2 separate regions of the Mus musculus genome follow, and region 1 is linked to region 2. A link is a loop called in an ENCODE intact Hi-C map of the cell type or tissue named here. Cell type or tissue: left cerebral cortex. All regions are shown on one strand. Each heading gives the region's core, and the rest is flanking DNA. Links, peaks and the distances in the headings are about the cores only. Region 1 has its middle 18 kb from the start of Gm41447. Region 2 holds the start of Lmln (leishmanolysin-like (metallopeptidase M8 family)).

Evidence for each region. A loop is a pair of places that touch in the nucleus more often than their neighbours do. Peaks named below come from ENCODE experiments on the same cell type or tissue, not always from the same donor. Only the 100,000 strongest peaks of a DNase experiment are listed, where the experiment ranks them.
Region 1: a loop joins it to region 2, with 2.1 times the contacts of the local background. A loop is called at or near these places in 6 of 42 quality-filtered maps.

The regions. Positions count from the first base shown.
Region 1 is chr16:33,150,197-33,160,553 of GRCm38, reverse strand. No RefSeq gene overlaps it. Among named protein-coding and RNA genes, the nearest start is that of Gm41447, 18 kb to the right of the region's middle. In left cerebral cortex, for the core only: a CTCF peak has its summit at 5,352 (motif pointing right); DNase peaks (open chromatin) are centred at 1,730, 2,298, 5,353 and 8,832; H3K27ac peaks cover 332 bases.
Region 2 is chr16:33,056,709-33,067,065 of GRCm38, reverse strand. Rpl35a (ribosomal protein L35A) reads right to left here. Exons shown (of 5, transcript NM_001130485.1): 2 at 9,888-9,930; 3 at 9,524-9,676; 4 at 8,243-8,387; 5 at 6,877-6,968. The coding sequence starts at 9,898. The coding sequence ends at 6,945. It overlaps Lmln (leishmanolysin-like (metallopeptidase M8 family)), which reads right to left and starts at 4,545. Exons shown (of 17, transcript NM_172823.2): 1 at 4,332-4,545; 2 at 658-755. The coding sequence starts at 4,517. It also overlaps a transcript of Iqcg not described here. In left cerebral cortex, for the core only: no CTCF peak of the experiment used is centred there; DNase peaks (open chromatin) are centred at 4,052 and 4,664; H3K4me3 peaks cover 1,973 bases; H3K27ac peaks cover 718 bases.

The DNA.
Region 1 (10,357 bases), core at 1,243-9,242, 94 kb before region 2:
CTGACCTCCTGTGTCATCCAGTCAGTTCCATCAGACTGACCCCTATAGATGGGCCTCATTAGTCATCCCCTCCTCCTGATTCACAAAGCCAGTCCCTCACAGTTCCTCACTCCCTACCCTGGCATGCTGTCCTCTTCTTACCAACAAGACTCATGTGGTTTCATGTAGAGAAAATATCATGGGTCTGTATGGATGTGGGGCCTGTTGTCGTGGTTTGAATACTTGGCCCAGGGAGTGGCACTATTTGGAGGTGTGGCCTTGTTGGAACAGGTGTGTCTCTGTGGGCTTGAGCTTTAAGACCTTCATCCTAACTACCTGTAAGTCAGTCTTCTACTAGCAGCCTTCAGATAAAGATGTAGAACTCAGCTCCTCCTGCACCATGCCTGCCTAGATGCTGCCATATTGCTACCTTGATGATAATGGACTGAACCTTTGAACCTGTAAGCCAGCCCCAATTAAATGTCCTTATAAGAGTTGCCTTGAAACCGGGCGTGGTGGCGCATGCCTTTAATCCCAGCATTTGGGAGGCAGAGGCAGGCGGATTTCTGAGTTCAAGGCCAGCCTCGTCTACAGAGTGAGTTCCAGGACAGCCAGGGCTACACAGAAAAACCCTGTCTCGAAAAAACAAAAACAAAACCAACCAAACAAACAAACAAACAAAAGAGTTGCCTTGGTCATGGTGTCTCTTCACAGCAGTAAAATCCTAAGACAGGTGTCCATAATAAATTTGATGGCCTATAGCTTAGGCAGGAAATAGGAGGTGGAACATCCTGTAGGCAGAAAGGATTCTGGGAGAGTGTCAGGCATGGAAGATCACCCAAGACTGACGCATGGTACCTGAGCACAGGTAACCAGCCAGGTGGCAGAATGTAGATTAGAATAATTGGGTTATTTTATGATCTAGTCAGGGAAGGGCCTAGCTATATGGCCAAGGTATTTATAATATATGTTGAGTCTGAGTCTTATTCCTGGGATGGGCGGGGAGGAAGAACCACCTGAGTCAGCAGTTTCACTTCTATGCCTATGCATACAAGATCCTCCCTTCTCCCATTCAGACTCTGGAAAGTTCTCAATTGCTCTTTAATACCCAGTGGTAGCAGCCTCTGTGAGTCATGCTGGCTCTCCCTTGACTCCATTCTCTAGGCCTGTCTTCTAACTGTCCATGTTTATAAGACATTTTGTTTCTTTTTGTTGTGTCCCTTATTGTCCTACCTGTCACCACATCACTCCTGGTATGCTTGGTTCACCGACTAGATTGTGACGTCCAGGAAGATAATGACCTGCCATACACCAATGAAACAGTGTATGTTAAGGCAGGCTGAGGCTGGGTGAGCCCTGACCCCAGATAAGCTGAGGTGACCCCTCATCCCAGGGAACAGCCATGTCCTAGACACATTCCCATCCCTCCACCACACAGACTCCAGCACTTTGAGATCAATGCAGCCTGTAGGAGATGGTTTTCCATCCCGAGTCCTGCGCCCCTGCATCAGTGCTTGGCTGTGTGAATGATCAGGATCGTGTGTGTGTGTGTGTGTGTGTGTGTGTGTGTGGGCATGCATCCCGGAGGCTAACATCGAGCATGCATCCCCGAGGCTAACAGCGCAGTACAGTACGAGGCCTCGTTTCCTAAGCATTTGAGGAGAATCCTTTAATCCTCTTTTAGAGACTGTACATAGATACAGGGTTTTTTTAAAAAAAGAACATGGCTAAGTAAATTTTTGGAAAGTCTGGAAATTATGCGCTGTCTTAGACACGTGTACATTAGCATAGAAGCCTGGTGCTAAAGCTGTTGTTCATGCAGCACAAGGGAATACACTGGAGAGCACTCCTGGGCTGAACAGATGGTTTGAAGGCCAATGATAAGAGCGAAGTTTGCAACACCCCCCACCCCCCACCCCCAGACGCGGTACAAACGCGTGGCCTTCTGTCCAAACACTTCCCCTTCTAGAACCTTAGATTCCTCATTTCAGAGTTGAAAGAATCAAAAGCTCCCATCTAAGGACCCGGCGCACAGCTCAGACTTGAGTGTTCACGGCTCACGTGTGAGGCCCTGGGTTCTACCCTCCTCGCTGATTCTAAGCGGCACGATTGGATCGGTATTTCTTTTTTTTGCGGGGGGGGGGGGGGTTCGAGACAGGGTTTCTCTGTGTAGCCCTGGCTGTCCTGGAACTTACTCTGTAGACCGCTGGCCTTGAACTCAGAAATCTGCCTGCCTCTGCCTCCCAAGTGCTGGGATCAAAGGCGTGTGCCACCTCACCCGGCTGGCTCTGCATTTCTAATGTCTGCCTAATCCCCCTTTTCTGTCCAGCTGGAGCAGATGGTCGGTCCCGGCTTTGGCTCCTTTGCTGGGGCTTTTAGCTTTCAGAATTCCACGAGAAGTGCTTAATGTGGTCTCGCCGCCCGCCACCCCTCCCGCCCAGAGCCAGCTGGACAGAAGCTTGCTCTCCTGTTACACAGAGCTATGCCCTTCCAGTGGTTGGGCAGGAGGCTTCCTGGGCTATGTCAACCCCACAACCTTAGTCTGCTGAAGCTCGATGCTCTTCCCTCTCCTCATCTGCCAGGGGTGAACCCAGAACTCTAACCTCAGCCTTGGGAGGTAGAGCTTGGCAGGGAACTGAAGGCCTGGTGGCTGGAAGGGATGGCTCAGTGGTTAAGACCATGAAGTCCTCTCTCAGAGAACCCGGATTCAGTCCCCAGCACCTAGATGGTGGCTCAGAGCCATCTGTAACTCTAGTTCCAGGGGAGCTGATGCCATTTCTGGGCTCTGCAGGCAACAGGCACTCAAGTGGTGCACATATATTTATGCAAGCAAGCATTCATATGCATAAAATAAAAATAAATAAAACTCTCTCTTTTTTTAAAAAAATATTGTCATTGTTAGGGTTTTACTGCTGTGAAGAGACACCATGACCAAGGCAACTCTTATAAAAGACAACATTTAAATGGGACTGGCTTACAGGTTCAGAGGTTCAGTCCACTATCATCAAGGGGGAAGCATAGCAACATCCAGGCTGGCATGGTACAGGAGGAGCTGAGAGTTCTACATCTCCAAGTGAAGGCTGCTAGTGGAAGACTGGCTTCCAGGCAGTTAGAATGAGGGTCTTAAAGCCCACACCCACAGTGACACTCCTACTCCAACAAGGCCACACCTACTCCAACAGAGCTACACATTCCAATAGTGCCACTCCCGGGGCCAAGCATATACAGACCATAACAAGTACCATATCTCAAATTGTCCAAAGAAACATTGGGTTGTAAAGTAAAATTCTGAGTAAAGGAAACTGGTATGGTGGGGAAGGTTGCTATTATCGGCCAGGACCATGAAAGCCCCAGACACCCACACAGAGAAAAGCAAAGCCCGAAGTCCCAGGGTCCTGGGAGAAGATGCTCCAAGCTCCATTCCTTTAAAGTGTTGCTCTGGTCCGTGGTGGCGCATGCCTTTAATCCCAGCACTTGGGAGGCAGAGGCAGGCAGATTTCTGAGTTTGAGGCCAGCCTGGTCTACAGAGTGAGTTCCAGGACAGTCAGGGCTACACAGAGAAACCCTATCTCAAAAAAAAAAATGTGTAGCTGTGGTGCAGTGAGGTGCCTAATGACAAGAATTCAACCCTTGGGACCCACGTGGTGGATGGAGAGAGCCAACGCCTGAAAGTTGTCCTCTGACCTCTACACACAGGCTATTGCACGTGTGTTCACCCATGCATACACACACATGTGATAAATTAACATAATATAAAGAAAGCACCTCTGCCTCAAGTCAGATTTTCGGATCTGGAGTTCACGTGGATGGGTTGGCTGAGTGGCATTTCCCACTGATAGAGCCTGGGAAGGGGACCCCATGGCTCCACAGTGGCCGCTGCTTAGGACCCACGTGACAAGCAGGAGCTCTCTGCTTTCCTGACCTGAAATATTACAGAGAATCGTTGTGCTCCACGTCCTGCTCACGGCTTCACGGTACTGACAGACTGTGTGTAGACAGAGTGACATGAGGACACCACTGGCCCAAGGGATGGTTGAGGAGGCATGTAGTGAAGATATGAGGGAGAGGACCACCAGAGGTTTCTAAGTCCAGAACAGAGAAACTAGTAGACTAGATATGGCCAGTCAATCGAACAGGGTCACGAGAAAAGAGGGGTTGGGGAGGAAGTAAAAGAAGAGAGAGAGAGGCAAGAGAGACTGTACTGGCTGGTTGTGTGTCAACTTGACACAGCTGGAGTTATCACAGAGAAAGGAGCTTCAGTTGGGGAAATGCCTCCAAGAGATCCAACTGTAAGGCATTTCTCAATTAGTGATCAAGGGGAGATCCCCTTGTGGGTGGTGCCATCTCTGGGCTGGTAGTCTTGGTTCTATAAGAGAGCAGGCTGAGCAAGCCAGGGGAAGCAAGCCAGTAAAGAACATCCCTCCATGGCCTCTGCATCAGCTCCTGCTTCCTGACCTGCCTGAGTTCCAGTCCTGATTTCCTTTGGTGATGAACAGCAGTATGGAAGTGTAAGCTGAATAAACCCTTTCCTCTCCAACTTGCTTTTTGGTCATGATGTTTGTGCAGGAATAGAAACCCTGACTAAGACAGAAACCAAGAGAACCAAGAGCACAAAAGGACGCAAAACTGAAATGGCAGGGTTATGTGGGGATGTGAAGTTGGGGTAGGGAAACCCAAGAGCGAGGAGTTTAGGGAAGGGGGCGGGGTAAGAAGAGCTGAGAGAAGCCTGGATGCCAGCACGGACTCTGGAACAGGCACTCACAATGCAGTGAGAGCCTGGGGGCCAGCATGCTCTTCCATATGCCAATAGGCACCATTTGTCCTGGGCTTCATTCAGACCTAACAAAGATGTGTACAGAACAGCTGGCATAGGAGCCTTGCAGACAGTGGGATCTTTGTTTGTTTATGGTTTTGCTTCCCCCCCCACCCCACCCCACCCCACCAGACAGGGTTTCTCTGTGTAGCCCTGGCTGCCCAGGAACTCACTCTGTAGACCAGGCTGGCCTCAGACTTAGAGATCCACCTGCCTCTGCCTCTTGAGTGCTAGGGTTAAAGGTGTGTGCTAACCATACTCAGCTTCTTCTCTCCGCCCCCCCCCGCCCCCAATCAACAGGTAACTCAATCGCTGAGCACAACAACTAGCATCCTAGTTTGTAAGCCATTCTAAGTTAAATCCTCCGGTAGCAGATCCCTGAACGGATCTACCACCTGAACTGGGGGTCTCAGCTGCCTACATCTTGACCTCCACCTGTCCCCATCCAAAAGCCAATACTCATACTCAGCTCCTTGATAATGTATTTATTTTTTATGTATGGCTGTTTTGCCTACATATATGTCTGTGTACCACACGTGCTCTTTGTACCCAAAAAATCCAGCAGAGGGCATCAGATTCACTGGACCTGGAGTTAAATAGGGTTGTGAGCTACCTTTTCCGTGCTGGGTTTAGAACCAGATTCTCTGTAAGAACAGTGTTCTTAACTGTTGAGCCCCTATCTATTGATTTTTTTTTAAAGTAGGAGAATGTGTTTGTGTCTTCTCATACATTATTGAAAGTTCCCTAAACAGCGGCTGCAGACAGAGGGAGTCATACAAAAATAGATTGCATGGAGATAGCACCGGACGGAGAGGTTTACAGGCTATGGGTGGGTGTGTTTGGTTTTTCCTGCAGCTTCTTTTTTTTTTTTTTTTTTTTTTTCGAGACAGGGTTTCTCTGTATAGCCCTGGCTGTCCTGGAACTCACTCTGTAGACCAGGCTGGCTTCAAACTCAGAAATCCGCCTGTCTCTGCCTCCCAAGTGCTGGAATTAAAGGCGTGCGCCACCACGCCAGGCCTGCAGCTTCATCTTGTGCTGCTGTGCTTGTGAGACACGGCTGGCTGAAGTCTGGCTACCCTGCTCAGAAGTGACCTGACTAAAACAGGAGCAGCTTGGCCTGTCTGCCAGCTCCCTGCCTGCCCTAGGGAAAGGCCGCATCAGGATGCAGGGCTTAGAGGAATGGGCAGGTGCACGGACTCCAGAGGAGGTGTCCCTGTTAAGAGTCCCATCTGCCACTCCTCTGCCACAACAGGGCTCTTCCTTGGGTGAGCAGGGTGGGCAGCCTGGATGCTCTGCGGCCAGCCGGGAGACTCCTGAGAATCCCTGCAGACATGGGAAAGAATGATTCACACAAGGAGGAACCAGGAAACACCCAGAAGCAGGGATGTGACCCCTTCCCTCAGGTGCCCCCAGCCCAAGGCTGTGTCCATATAATTGCACCTGACCACTTCAGAAGGTGGTTGTGGCCTGCGATATGGCTCAGTGGTGATCTGAGCTCATCTCTAGGACCCACGTGGTAGAAGAGAACGGATACCTATGAGTTGTTCTGACTTACACGCAGTGCACACGGGCATGCAAACTCGAATGTGAACACATGATATAGTAAAATGAAGGAGGTGATGAAAGATGACCTGCATCCTCAGTAACAGACTCACAGGCACTCACTGCATAAATATTCGGATTATTAATTTGTTAGAGGGCATGCGTCTTGGTTCCAGAAAACAGGAAGCCCAGACAAAGGGATCTTTTGAGGCTCAGTTCTCACCTCAAGTTCCTTTCCTGACACCTCTCCACCGTGGACGAGGTGGGGACAGGAGGATCAGGAGTCCAAGGTCAGTTCCAGGCTAGTTCTCACTGCATGAGACTCAGCTTCAAAGCTTAGCTGCAGGAAGGGTCAGCAATTCAAATCAACAAAACCCCAAAAGCAGTCAACACAGCAAACACAGACAGGCAGTCAACACAGCAAACACAGACAGGCAGTCAACACAGCAAACACAGACAGGCAGTCAACACAGCAAACACAGACAGGCAGTCAACACAGCAAACACAGACAGGCAGTCAACACAGCAAACACAGACAGGCAGTCAACACAGCAAACACAGACAGGCAGTCAACACAGCAAACACAGACAGGCTTTCTGGCCTCTGTCCTATGAAAGGGCAGAGGGTACCCAGAAGCGTCCTTGTCAACAGCTTTTCTCCAGAGACAATTCCCCAGAAATCTTTTTTTTTTTTTTTTTTTAAATTGGCTGACATTCTCTGGCTGTCAACAAAATTCAGCTAAAATTGGCTGAAGGGAAAAGGGAGAGTCTTTAGAAGTCTCTGTAATGGTGTTATCTCATGGAACTCAAAGGCAGTCACATGACACAGCTGTTGGATGTACCTAGAACAGAACCACAGAGCCACCAGGTTGCTGCCCTGCTTGCCTGAGGGCTCTACTCCCCCCTTACCACCACCACTACCACTGTTGATGAATTTTCCTGAGAGTGATGGCTATGTTCTCAAGTAGTTCAAAGTTATGGCTGTCTAACCTACAATTCCCAATGCCCAGCTTTCCACCCCGTGCCAGTGAGCTCCTTGTGGGCAGGAAAACCTGAAACCAGTGTTCTGTGGCCACCAGAGGCCGTGCAAGCAAAGCATACTTGCTAAGATGGATCTACACAGGGTATCTATCTGTGCTGTCTAAGGAAGCAGAAGATGACCAAGTGTGATCTACCCAAGAGACATGAATCGTGACTGAGCAGGGACAAAACAGAACATCCTTGCTTCTGGGTGATACACACAGACAGAACGAGGGGCTTGAGGGGTAGGGTGGGCAGAGAGCACTCTGCAGTTGGGTACCTGGGGAATGAAGAACAGGATAGTGCCGTATAAAACAGCAAGAGAGGGGAGGGCAGCCCATTCTACCTCCCCAGGACAGAACCTCTAATTGCTCCTTCCTCTTGTTCATTCCAAAGTCCTATATTTCCCATCTGCATGCCTTACTAAACAGAAGTGGGTTTAGGCTTTGTTGTTTACTTATTTATTTAGTGTGTGTGTGTGTGTGTGTGTGTGTGTAGACAGAATAGGTGAATTCATGACCCGGTTCTCAGGGCATCAGGACTACATAGCAAGTGCTTTTACCTGCTGAGCCATCTCTCCAGCCCCCCACTAAGATGTGTTTTTTAAGTGGCTCTTCCCTCTGCGGCAAGAACAACAGGGTGGCACTCAACCTCTGTGACCCTGCCTCCATCTCCACAGCTCTCCTCTATGTGACCTTCCTGCATCCCTATTTAAAAAATGTTTGCCCCAAGGCAATGTTATATTTTTATTAAGGTGTTTCGTATTTACTTACTTACTTGCTGTGTATGTAAGACTGAGTGTGGGAGCTTGTGCTGGGTCCCAAGAACACTTGCAGGAGTCAGATCTTGACTTTCACCCTGTGTGTGAGGAACTCAGGACACCAGGCTTGCTGCATGCATTGTTACCCCCAAGCCACCTCAAGATCATGCTTTACTTGCTGAGCCTCTTGTGGGAGGGGTGCACATGTGTTCATGTGTGTACAAGCACCCACCATGTTTATCTACTGAGCCTTATCCCCAACCCTTTGAGCTCCTTATTAAAAAAAAAAACAAAAAAAAAACAGTGATTATATCAGACTCACTCAGATAATGGAGAAAAATATCATATCTGAAAAACCTTCACCCGAGTCGGGAATACAGCTCAATGGTTTATCTAATGCCGAACCCGTGTGAGACTTTGGGCGCCAGGCACCAAACAGGTTCACAGGTCCCAAGATTAGGGCATGGACGTCTTTTGTCATCATTATCCCTCTCATCTCCCAAGCTGTGTCTGCCAGCTTGGAGACCTCCTTGCCTGCCGCATCCCCAGCGCCAGCACAGAGTGCTGGTCCCACACGAAGCTCAAGGAACATTTGTGAAGTTGACGAGGGAGGAATAGTAAAACAGATCAACTGAAAAGCGTATCCTCTCAGCTTTCGCTTCTTGTTTTCACTCTGGGGTTGTTTTTTTGGTTGCTCTATCTTAAGATCTACAAGGACCAGAAGGACCTCCTCTCTTGTGCAATCTGTTCTCCCAACTGGCCCGGAATTTCAAAAGGAACACAGCCTATCATCTGAGGCTGGGAAGAACTCTAGGCTGCAAGGAAAAAAAAAAAATTAAATGCACCGTCTGTCTGCAACCTACAGTAGCAGCTTTCATAGTTGTTTAAAACAAAACAAAGAACCTTGCACTCTGTGCAGCTGCAGCACTGGCCATGGACCCAAAGGAAGGACCAAGAAGCCAGTGAGGTGTCTGCAGGGTCCTCCATGGCTGCTGGAGGTGGTGTCCCGATGGATGACAAGCTGATGGCTGGAGGTCACTATGGCTGCAGAGGGAGACCCTGTGTAGTAGGAATTTTGATTTCTTTAAAAACCCAGAAATCTTATAGGGATATATGTTTTTGTTTTAATCCTAGGTATCAGATGTGGGACTGCTTTATTTTTATTTTTATTTTTTTTTAATTTATTTATTATATGTAAGTACATTGTAGCTGTCTTCAGACACACCAGAAGAGGGAGTCAGATCTCATTACGGGTGGTTGTGAGCCACCATGTGGTTGCTGGGATTTGAACTCTGGACCTTCGGAAGAGCAGTCGGGTGCTCTAACCCACTGAGCCATCTCACCAGCCCCCGTGGGACTGCTTTAGATGGTCCACGGCTGTAGATTTTATGATCTGCCTCGTGCTCTAACAGGGGCTTTTTTTTTTTTTTTTTTCCATCTGCAAATAGTTTCTGCAAATGTAGGATATGACATTTGGAATTCTGGGAACTCTTGAGAAAGTATCAAAATGCTACAGCCCTGGGGGGCGCGGGGGGGGGGGGCGGGGTTCTTCCTCCTGCTGCTCCTTCTGCTTGTGGTTGCTGGTATCCCGACTACAGAGATCATACTTGCCCACAATCAGCAGGAAGTAGTCTAACAATATTGATGCCCTCTTTCCCCTCTAACATCTCTCTCTCCTACCTAGTGCTTGGGCGGGGGGCTGTTGCAAGGGATAAGGTAGCAAGGGAACCCATAAAGTCGCCATACCCTGACTTCATCCCACCCATTAGCAGCCAGTGGGAAGTGGCAATGCCTATGAAGATGACACCAGCTCTGTCACCAAGATCTGACTGTACAAGTCCAACCCTGCAGGGTCCAAACTGTAGGGCCAGCTGGTGCCCACTTCTGCCCACTGGGCCCAGGCACTGAGAGTGCTATAAAGTTGCTCCCCAGTGAGGTCTGGCCAGTGTATCTATCCACCGTTCCCATCACACAAGCATCTAATCCCAGAAACTGTTGGACAAGTGACTCTTACCCAGGATCCTTCAGCGTGGTGAACAGCAAGCTTACAGGGATGGCTCCCGTCATTAGTCTGTCCCAGTACGTCCCTGGACCCTGGGGTGCAGAGGCCTTTGCTATGATGGAAAGAAGCCACGGAGTCAAATGCTCTTATCCATCCTGTCTGTCTTCACAGTACAAGAACTCTCTCTCTATGCCGTGCCCCCTTCTCTATCTGTCAGATTTAACTAAGACTGAATTATTAAAA
Region 2 (10,357 bases), core at 1,399-9,398:
GGCTTCCAAAGTCTCCGCTTACCTCGACAGGTGTGGGAGACATCCTGCTGTGCCCAAGCATGGATGGATGGGACTAAGCATGGTCACTCACTAGCTCATTCATTCAGAACGGCCAGGCTGCAGAAGGACATGGACTGCCCTATGAGCAGTGCATCAATGACTTCAGACCCCAGTCTGTGCTCGGGGCTGCTCTCAGACCACATCCTCTAGCTACTCTGTATCTTCTTCATCAGAGTTTATACTTGCCTTGCCTCTGATGTTTCCTTTGAATGCTTACTGACAAGTGTCTTCCAGGTCTGCTATGGCCACAGTCAAGTAAGGCCACACTGGTTCTCTTTAAATTATTCACGATAAGCAGTGTTAGTTACACACCATGGCCTTTGCCCTTTTAGGATGAAAGGCAATCTCAACTGAGTTCTGTGTTAGAGTTACACCAGCCTTCTCTAGTTCCACCTTTGGATATTCTGTTCGTTCGATAACCACGAAAAAAATATCTTTAATACTTAGACGGACACTAGAAAAAAGCGACCAGACTGATGCAGTGAGTGAGTCTGAGGCCAGTCAGGGCAACACAATGAGGTGACAGCCAGCGTGGCCAGCACAGGACGTCGCAAACAAGCAAACAATAAACGCGTGGCAAAGGAACAGCAGACTTACTCTTCAATGCTCTGGTCGTAGATGGTCTTGATTCGTAAATGCCCGTCAGCATCTCTCTTCGTGACATGATTTGTCTTAAGATGGACCTTATTTATGACCTAGAAGAGTGAATGGTCTGAAAAATCTTTTTTAAAAGTGGGTATGACATTTTTCTTTACTCAAGTAAATTTAAATATAATAATGTGTGTTCATTTAACTGCCCAATTGAGACCTAAGTAAAATGAGCTAAATTTTAAGTGTGACACCCCCTAAAAGTCCCTTACCTTATATTCTATGATGTTAGCATTCCTGAACCCCAAATGTCACCCAAGAAAAATGTTATCATCTGAGAGATAAGCATTTTGAACTTTTGACGTGAGTAAATTGTTACAGTGACACAGCTGTCAGAAAGGCTCGGGCTTGGTGAAGGCTTTGCAGTTTGTCATACAGAATCTAGTTTTGCTGACCCCAAGCCTTTAGAAACTGACGAGAGAGGCTGAGTGGGCAGCTCACACCATCAATCCCAGCATTTGGAGTTCAAGGCCAGCCAGAGTTACGCAGGGAAGAGTTAGACTTTGTCTCAAAAGAGAGAAGAAAATGACAGGAGACTGAAAATGTAAGAGTGTGTGAGAGTGTGCTTGTGTGGGTGTGTGTACATGAGTGTGTGTTTGTCAGTGTCTGGTGTGTGAGTGTGTGTTTGTGAGTAGGTGCGTGTGGGCAAACACCATCTACCTTGTTTTTGGAGTCGGGGTCTCTCACGGGCGAGGGGGTTGCCCAGCAGGCTTACCTGTTTGGCCAGTGAGCCCCAGAACCCCTCCTGTCTCCGCTTCTCTACGGCTAGGATTTAAGTATGTACCTTCACACTCGGTCAGTTTTATTTTTTTCATTTTGGTTTTTCAAGACAAGTTTTCTCTGTATAGCCCTCGCTGTCCTGGAATTCACTCTTCTATAGACCAGGCTAGCCCCGAATTCAGAGATTCACCTGCCTCTGCCCTGAATTCTGGGATGACAGGCGTTCACCACCCCCACCTGGCTTTATTATTTTGATTCTGTAACCCGAGTTCTAGGACACCTAACTCAGGCCCTCAGGCTTTAAAGGTGCTTTACCAAAGGAGCTACACAGCCCTAACAGGACCTAAAGTTACCCTTTAAGAAGAACAAAACCTTCTTACAAGAGAATAACCCCCACCCCTTTTTTTTAAGAGACAGGATTTTTCTATGTAGCTCTGGCTGTCCCGGAACTCACTCTGTAGATCAGGCTGGCCTCGAACTCACAGAGATTTGCCTGCTGGGATTAAAAGCGTGCACCAGCACCAGGCTCAGGATGACCAACTTTATGTAACTTATGAAACACAGGGAAAAAAAAAGTTTTAGCTAAATAGTAGGCTATGCATAACTCATTCCTATAACTCTAACAGTGAATAATCGCTTCCTTCATTATTTTTCTTACATTTAATATTTCTGAATATTTATAGAACAAAAATGGGATCACTCATTTTGTAGAAAAATAGCTATGCTGCATGCTATTGATCTACAGTGTGTACTGTCCACTTTCGTCCCCTGGCAGACAGCCTGCCTGCAGTCTTCCTCCTCACAGGCAGGTGACAGCGCCCTCTGTCCACTTTCGTCCCCCGGCAGACAGCCTGCCTGCAGTCTTCCTCCTCATGGGCAGGCGACAGTGCCCTGTGGCTTTGGTTGTGCTCAGCTGCTGCTGTTACTTTACAATGCTGGAGGCTAACCCGGGGCTTTGGGGTCATACGTTCTATCAGTGGACTACAGCCCCACGATGCATTCATTAAGTTGAGCGTATATTGGGTGTCTTCATATGCAAGGCACCGTGGCAGGTACTTGGATACATGTATGACATCTACATTGCCTTGAGGTAATGAAGACGGCTGAGTCCGGTAATTCCTAATAAACTGATTCAAGGTCACAAACAGAAGGCACGAAAGTCAACTTTAGAGGAACAGGTTAAGGAGAGATGTTGTGGAAAAGGGGCTATTTGAGAAAAGTTAAGAGAAACATAGCTTATTCCCTCTCTGACTTACATACGCACTAGACCACATACAGACTGCAGAATCCAGAGCACCAAACTCAGCACTAGCATACAAAAGTGGAACTGCTAGCTTCTAGGAATGGAATGGCAGCGTCATATAGATAATATATATTGTCAAATTTGGAAGAACTATTTAAAACCAGTTCCACTTGAAGCCAAATGTGGTAATCCACCCCTATAATACCAAGACTTGGGAAATGAAGGCAAGTAGAGGCTACAGAGTGAGTTCCATGCCAGCCCGGGCCTCAGGAGACCCTGATTCAGAAAACAAAACGACTAAAGAATACTAGTTGAAGGCACTAGAGGAGAAAAGACACAGCTTGCAAGGTCTGCTTTTGAAATACAGGAACGGTGCCTCTGACTTGTAAGGCCCCCTTTTCCCAGGGGTTTTGTGCAGGAGGCAGAACACAGAGCATTACGGGCTTAATGAGAACACATGTTCAGACCTTACAGTAGCACAAGGTAACGGGGAGAAAGACTGCGAGGGGGAGGCTCACAGTGGCCACTACCTAATGAAAACTTAACAGTTACGAGACCCAGCAGAAGAATGTGATGTGTGCTGAGGGAAGAGAGCAGGGAGCAGAAACCACCTCTTCAGCCCTGAATTGAAGCAACTCCCTTAATGCGACTGTCATGTGCTCACTGGGCTTACAGGGAAATGAGCGTATAATAAGGTGTCGAGGAAGGCTAGCAATAACAGAAAGAACCAAACGAGGGGGAGGGGTGTGTGTGTGTGTGTGTGTTAAAAGAACACCAACAAAACAAAAAGCTCACTGGAGAGGATAAACGATGAGCAGAGCCAGAAGTGATATCATACTTCTACAACCCCAGCACTCTGGAAACTGAGGCAGAAGGATCTCAAATTCCAGGCCAGCCTGAGCTACACAGTAAGTTCAAGGCCAGTCTGAACACTGCAAGGCAAGGCTGAAAGCTACGCGTAGCACAGAAGAGAACCTGGTTCAATGCCAGAATACAGATAAGGCCTCCAGACGAAATGGGAAGAACGCTCTACTGGGGAGGTTTTGGTAGGCAGATCTGAGTGAACCGAGACTACAAGAATTTATAAAGACTGAGAGAGAGTTGAGGTGAAAGGAGGTGCAGACTTTACAGAGCAGAGGGGATGGGATAAAGGCAGCAAAGCCATAACTAACTAGAAAACGAATCCTGAACTTTGGTCTCCTGAGTTTTCTCAGTAGTAGCCTTCCTACCAACAGCTCTGTCTGGTTCTCCCTTCAACTGTTTCTCAAGTCTTCGGATAAGAGGTTCTCGGTGTGGTGCTTAAGTAAGCAGCATCAGTATCTAGGAATCCGAATTGTGGGGATGCATGCCAGAGCTCCTGAGTCAGAAAGTGGGGGGAGCGGGGCGGCAATCTGTTCTAACAAGCGCTTCGATTATTCTGATGCTCGTCCAAGTTTGTGGTACTACTGGCTAAGCGGAACGGGAGGGGACAAGTGCCTAACTCAGCTGCTCTGCAGGCAGCAGGGGCTGACGGCGGGTCCCGCGGGTCCGGCGGGTCCTGCGGGTCGGGCGAGGGCTTTCTCCTGCAGAGCACCTGCAGTCCGCCATCCGGGACGCCACACCCTCCACGTTACTCCAGCCACTCCCTCGCCCGGCCCGTTCGCGCCCCGCTTCGCCCTACCTCAGTGTCCGAAAGGACGTGATGGCGACACGGAGGCGAAGTGCCCAGGGAGACGGGAGCAGCTCCGGCACCGGCCGGGAGCCCGCCCAGCACAAGCAGGACGCCTCGCACCCACAGGCAGCCGCCCCAGCGGCCTCGCGGCCCTGGTCCCGGGCCGCCCGCTCCTCCAGACCCAGCGGCCGCCATCTTCGGGCCGGCGTCGTTACCATGGAGTGCGACGCCTCCTCGCCGCCGCCCGCCCTCGCCGCGGACAGGTGGCGGGCCGTAAGCCGCCTCGCCATTGGCCGGCATTACGCCGGGTCCGGCGGAGGACGAGGGCAGCGGCGACCGCGGCGACGCGCGGAGCTGGCCAATGAGCGCCGCGGGGCAGCCCACGTGAACTGAGCTGTGGGAACCCTGGGCTAGCGGGGATTAGTGCAAAGCGGTCGGGCGTGCGGAGCGGCGCATTCAGAAGCTGCTGCTGCCACTTCATTCCGTAGCAGCTAAGCGCTCGGCCCACAGCTGGTCCTGTGAACCAGACCCTTCAGTCCACTCCAGCACCATCACGTAACTACCAAAGCTATTTGGACAGCCAACTAGGGTTATGGTACATATGTGACAGCTTGTCTACCCACTACACAGGGAAAGTTAGAGAGCCCCGAGCTACAAGGTTGAAGTCTGCGCAAAGGTCACTTGCCATAGCATGTGTAAGTCATTCCTTATACCTTAAAGGAGTCTCAACCTTTCTCTGCTTACCGCAAATACTTAATTCCCAACATTGGCTCAACTTTGTAAACATAACTATTCAGCTTCCAAAGCCCATCCCGCCTCTTTTTTGTTGTTGTTACTGGGTTTCTCTGTGTATCCCTGGCTGTCCTGGAACTCACTCTTGTAGACCAGGTTGGTCTCGAACTCAGAAATTTGCCTGCCTCTGCCTCCCAATTGCTGGGATTAAAGGCGTGTCACCACTGCTGGGCTTCCTAACTACTTTAAAGATGGAATTCTAGAAATTGTTTAAAGCAGCACTTATTGTCCATTCAATTTCAGTTCTCAAAATTGCAAACCCCACCTCAGTTTATGGTGATTTGTCAAGATAGATCTGACACCCTCTTCTGTATCTAAAGACTACAGTGTACTTACATATAAATCTTTTAAAAAAAAAAAATCCCGCCGGGCGTGGCAGTGTACTTACATATAAATCTTTTAAAAAAAAAAATCCCGCCGGGCGTGGTGGCGCACGCCTTTAATCTCAGCACTCGGGAGGCTGAGGTAGGTGGATTTCTGAGTTCAAGGCCAGCCTGGTCTACAGAGTGAGTTCCAGGACAGCCAGGGCTATACAGAGAAACCCTGTCTCGAAGAAAAAAAAAAAAAAAATCCCAGCGGAGTACCTAAGACCCCTGTGCCGCTCCTTTCAGACACCTAACCTTTCCAGTGGTCACTGCTGACCACATAACTGACACACAAGTAGCTTTTGGGGAAAACAATTTAGATTATAATAAATCCAAGACTGACACCCCTAAAAAGTAGTTTCCAATATTAAGTACATAGGAATCTAGTGAGCTAACCTAGTTGCTCTTTATTACTCCTTTGGAGACCACTCACAACCCAGCAAGGAACACTTTTCCAAAAGTACAACTTGCAATGCCAACTTCGCTTTGAACTAACCAACCTTTCTGGGAACTGCCTTGTGCCCTCTGATGCAGTTTTCCCCGCAATAGTTGCAGTACCATCATCTTGGTGGAAAGGACTCAACCATTTTTTGGGGTGTGGGGGTACCTCACTATAGACCAGGCTGGCCTTTAACTCAAGAGATTTGACCACCACTGCCTGGCCATTTCTTTAATAGCTCAGGCTCTGTAGCACAGTCCAGTCTAAATTGGTTAATAAAAGAACTTGTTAGCAACCTAAATATGCCTTATTTCCAGGATATCCTCAAACCTTCATGTGTTTGAGAGCCCTGCATACTTTTGTAAATATGCTATTATCAACCCTGCAGGTACTGAAACCAGCCATTTTCAAGGGCAGTTTTCCAAGGTAGAAATAAAATGCACTAGTCTGACCTTTTCAGGACATACTACTTTCACTTGACCAATCCCAAATCAGTCCCCAACACCACCATGCCATCCTACCCCCGTTTATCCAGACAAGCACCATTCAAATTCTTCCCAAGTCCCTCCTGAGTTCTGGATTTGTATGGGGAACAAGCATGCACTATTACCATGGTGCCTCACCTCACGCCCACAGCATGGCAGTGGTCAGTGTCTCAGTGAGATCCACCTCAGGCCTATGATGACTTGATGCTTCTTTCACTAAAAATCTAGAATGGAAATCACGCTCCTATAGGTTACTCATATAACCCAGCTCTGCTCCAGCATTAATTAACAGAAAACTTTTCCTGAGACAGGCTCTCACTATACAGTCCTGGCTGGCCTGGATGTGAGCATCTGCACTGAAGGTATATGTCACCTCACCCAGGAAAACTTTTTGTCTAATACTATTACATAGAAGTTCCTTGCACTCCAAAACTGCTATACAACTCCAAACACCTTAACAAAGAGAAACTCAATTTAGGACAGATGTGAAAAAAAAATACAAGAGCACAAATCTACTTTTATTTATTTACTCTCCATTAGTTTAAATCCGGGATGGGTACAGCATCTGGGGAAAAAGAAACAGAAACATTAGGTGAATAATAAATATCACATTACCGTATTACTCATCCCAAAATGCACCTGGTGGCTTTATCCTGATAGTAAGGAGGCATTTGCACAGCATCTGACCTTATGTAATACTCATTTTGTACATGGTCATCTACAGTGACACGTACATTCTTGAGATGGAACGGTCTCTCTCTCACTGACTGCCCCACAGATTCTCCCATTTCCCAAGGGCTCAAATTACAGACATGATACTGCTGTGCCTGTCTTTATGTGGCTGCTGGGGGAAAAAAACCTCAGTTTTTCCAACTGAGCCACCTCCCAGCCTCAGGAACCAGCACTTTTCCCCCCTGGTACCCAAGACCAAGGGTCATGAATGCTAACTATAATCAGGACTCCGAACTGACCTATGAACCCTAGCCCCAAATCAAAGCAATCAAAACTAAACAAAAATACTCAAGTGAAATGGCTTAGTGGATACAGGCACTTGCCACCAAGCCTGACCACATGGAGTTTGATTCTTGCAAATGCCACAGCAGAATAGCTGACTCCTACAAATTGCCCTCTGACTTTCATACACTCTTGTGCCATGTATGCCCACATAAATGACAGCCCTAAAATGCAAGTTGTCGAGTGGGGTATGGTGGCGCCCAACATTCCCACCATTAGAGTACACTATAAATGGACCCAAGCGAAAGTATGACAAAAATCTCAACATAGCATGCCCCCGTGGGCCAAAGTCCTGAAACATGGTATGAGCATGCTTCCCATGTACAGGATAAAGTCACTGTCTAGTCTGGCAGGACTGAGATGGTAGACATAACAAACCATAACATGCCCCCCAAACAAGGCACGACATAAGATGAGCTAGGTAGCATTGGCCTGAAATCCCACCTACTTAGAAGGCTGAGGCAGGACTTAAGTTCAAGACCAGCCTTGACAACTTTGTGAGAACCTGCCATAGTCAAATATGAGCCTTGTGTACATAACAAGTTCCAGGACAACCGGGGGCACACCATAAGACTTTGGCACAAAGACACAAATAAATCCTGTCCAAAGTATTTCTCCTCCCAGGTTGCTTTAGTGATAATGAAACTTAAATGCTATTCATTTGCGGGCCACCCTCGCCTGCTTCACCCTGCCAGTTCTGTTTTTTTCCACTTAAGTCAGTCACCAATTCACAGAACTGGTTTATACTCTGGACTTTTACACTCACAAGTCTTGAGGTAGGTAGTAAGTATCAAAAGAGCCATTTATTTTGCTATTGGCACTCACCACACGGATTCTGTGTCCAATGGCCTTTGCAGGAAGGTTGCTTCGGAATTTGGCACGAACCATACCGCTGTTTCCGTGGGCCCGAGTTACCTTTCCCCAGATCACTCTGGTTTTGTTTGGTTTACCTCCAGGAGTCACTGTATTGCTGGTTTTTAAAGACATAAGCGGCATGAGCTCCAACACGGACATAAACATGACACTAACTCAGTTATTTCCTAGGGTCCAGGCTCCCACCTCTACTCTCCACACAGAACACCTTGAGAAATTGGGGGGAACAATATTCATTCAACAATTCATATACATAAAGCCTATTTCCAGGATAGTCAGAAGAATCTGTGTACTAAAACCATTAAGAGTAAATGTGGAAAGACACAGCAATGACACCTACTCAGGATAAAAGCTGAAAACGAGGACCTGAAAGCACAGGCTATCAGAGACTGAGAATGATGGCATGAAGCAAACGACTGAGGTCTCAACCAGGCTGAGCCTCAGCTACAGACCTCACTCAGGTCTGCCTCCTGAATGCTGGGACTAAGGGCATGCAGGACTCACACACATACGCATGCCCTGACAGTGCACACAAGGGCCAATTTCTGTATGGCCTTATGTTCAATTCCCAGTAGGAAAAGAGGGACCAGAGAACCAATATAGAACCCAGCTTAAAACAAGCACACAAGCGCGCGCGCGCGCGCGCGCGCGCGCACGCACACATACACACAAATATCCAGGTCCAGGGAATCTGGCACCCTCACAGCTATACAAACAAGCAAACACCAATGCACATAAAAAATTAACTAATTTTTCAACTAGTTTTTCCAAATGTAACCTCAATTGTTCTAAGTCAGGGTGCAATAGACTGTTTGTTCACAGAGCAGAGCAGAATCACCTAACTCAATATAGATGTGGGAGCAAATAAATTGTACAATAACAAGAACAATCTATTCTAGTAATTGTCATTTTTAGTAACTAAAACAAATCAAGATACATTGAAAAGTACTATATAAACCCTTTCAAAGGAAAATGAAAGGTACTAAGAGCTGTAATCTTTGTTTTTAACCATGTTAGGGACTTAACACAGGGAACTTCTACACTTGTACTACGAACCAATGGTGCCTATATAGTCCATACCACCGACAAAAAGATCCCTCTCTAATTTCCTCTAAGCTCTTCACGTGTCTAGGAAGACTCAACCACACCAATTTCTCACTAACACCCCTACCTTTTCAGTAGAAAAAACGAGATTAGTCAACCAAAAATTAAAAGGCATGGGAGCATACTTACTTTTTTGCCTTATACACATAAGCACATCTCTTGCCTAAGTAGAACTCCGTTTCATCTCGGGCATAAACGCCTTCAATTTTAAGAAGAGCCGTGTGCTCTCTTTGGTTCCGGAGACCTCGCTTGTAGCCAGCAAAAATGGCCTTGCACCACAGCCTAAGACAACGTTAAGAAAGACATGATGACTACCCCGTTACAACTTTTCATGTATCTTTTAGCAAGCCACCATGATTTGCTTTGTAGCAATTCCTACTCCAGCTATCTACAGCAGACCTCTCGTTCCCCTCCCGCATTACACTGAACTTTAGCTTCGCGTTTAATAGAACGAAACAGAAATGGAGAAAACGACTATTGTGAGATCGCGTACCTTCCAGACATACTTGCTGTTAGAAGTCCTGTTCCCAGCAGGCCTGAAAAACAAAACCGAGAGCTCAACCGAGAGTCATGCAGCACGCATCCCACCTGTCACTATTTCCCGGCGCGAGAGATGGCTTCAGTCGGCGTCCCAAGGATGGGGACCTCTTACCTACGCCCTGCCCCCTATAGAGGCAGAGCCTGGCAAAATACTCAGGGCTCCGACAACCAATGACAACGAACGACTCGGAATCGTGGGCAAAGGCCGGGTGGGAAGGCGACTCACCCGAGACTTAACTTCTCAAACCCCAAAAGGAACCCGGAGGCGAGCTCATGCCTCCATCAGTACAGAAAGCAGCTAACACAGGCGAGATCCGGCTCTGTGCGGGGAACCCAGCTCCCAGGGACCACCGCTCCCCGGGCCAGTAAGACCGGGGGAAATGCACCCATTCTCTCCTCCCGAGCCGGAGATCGACCGAGACC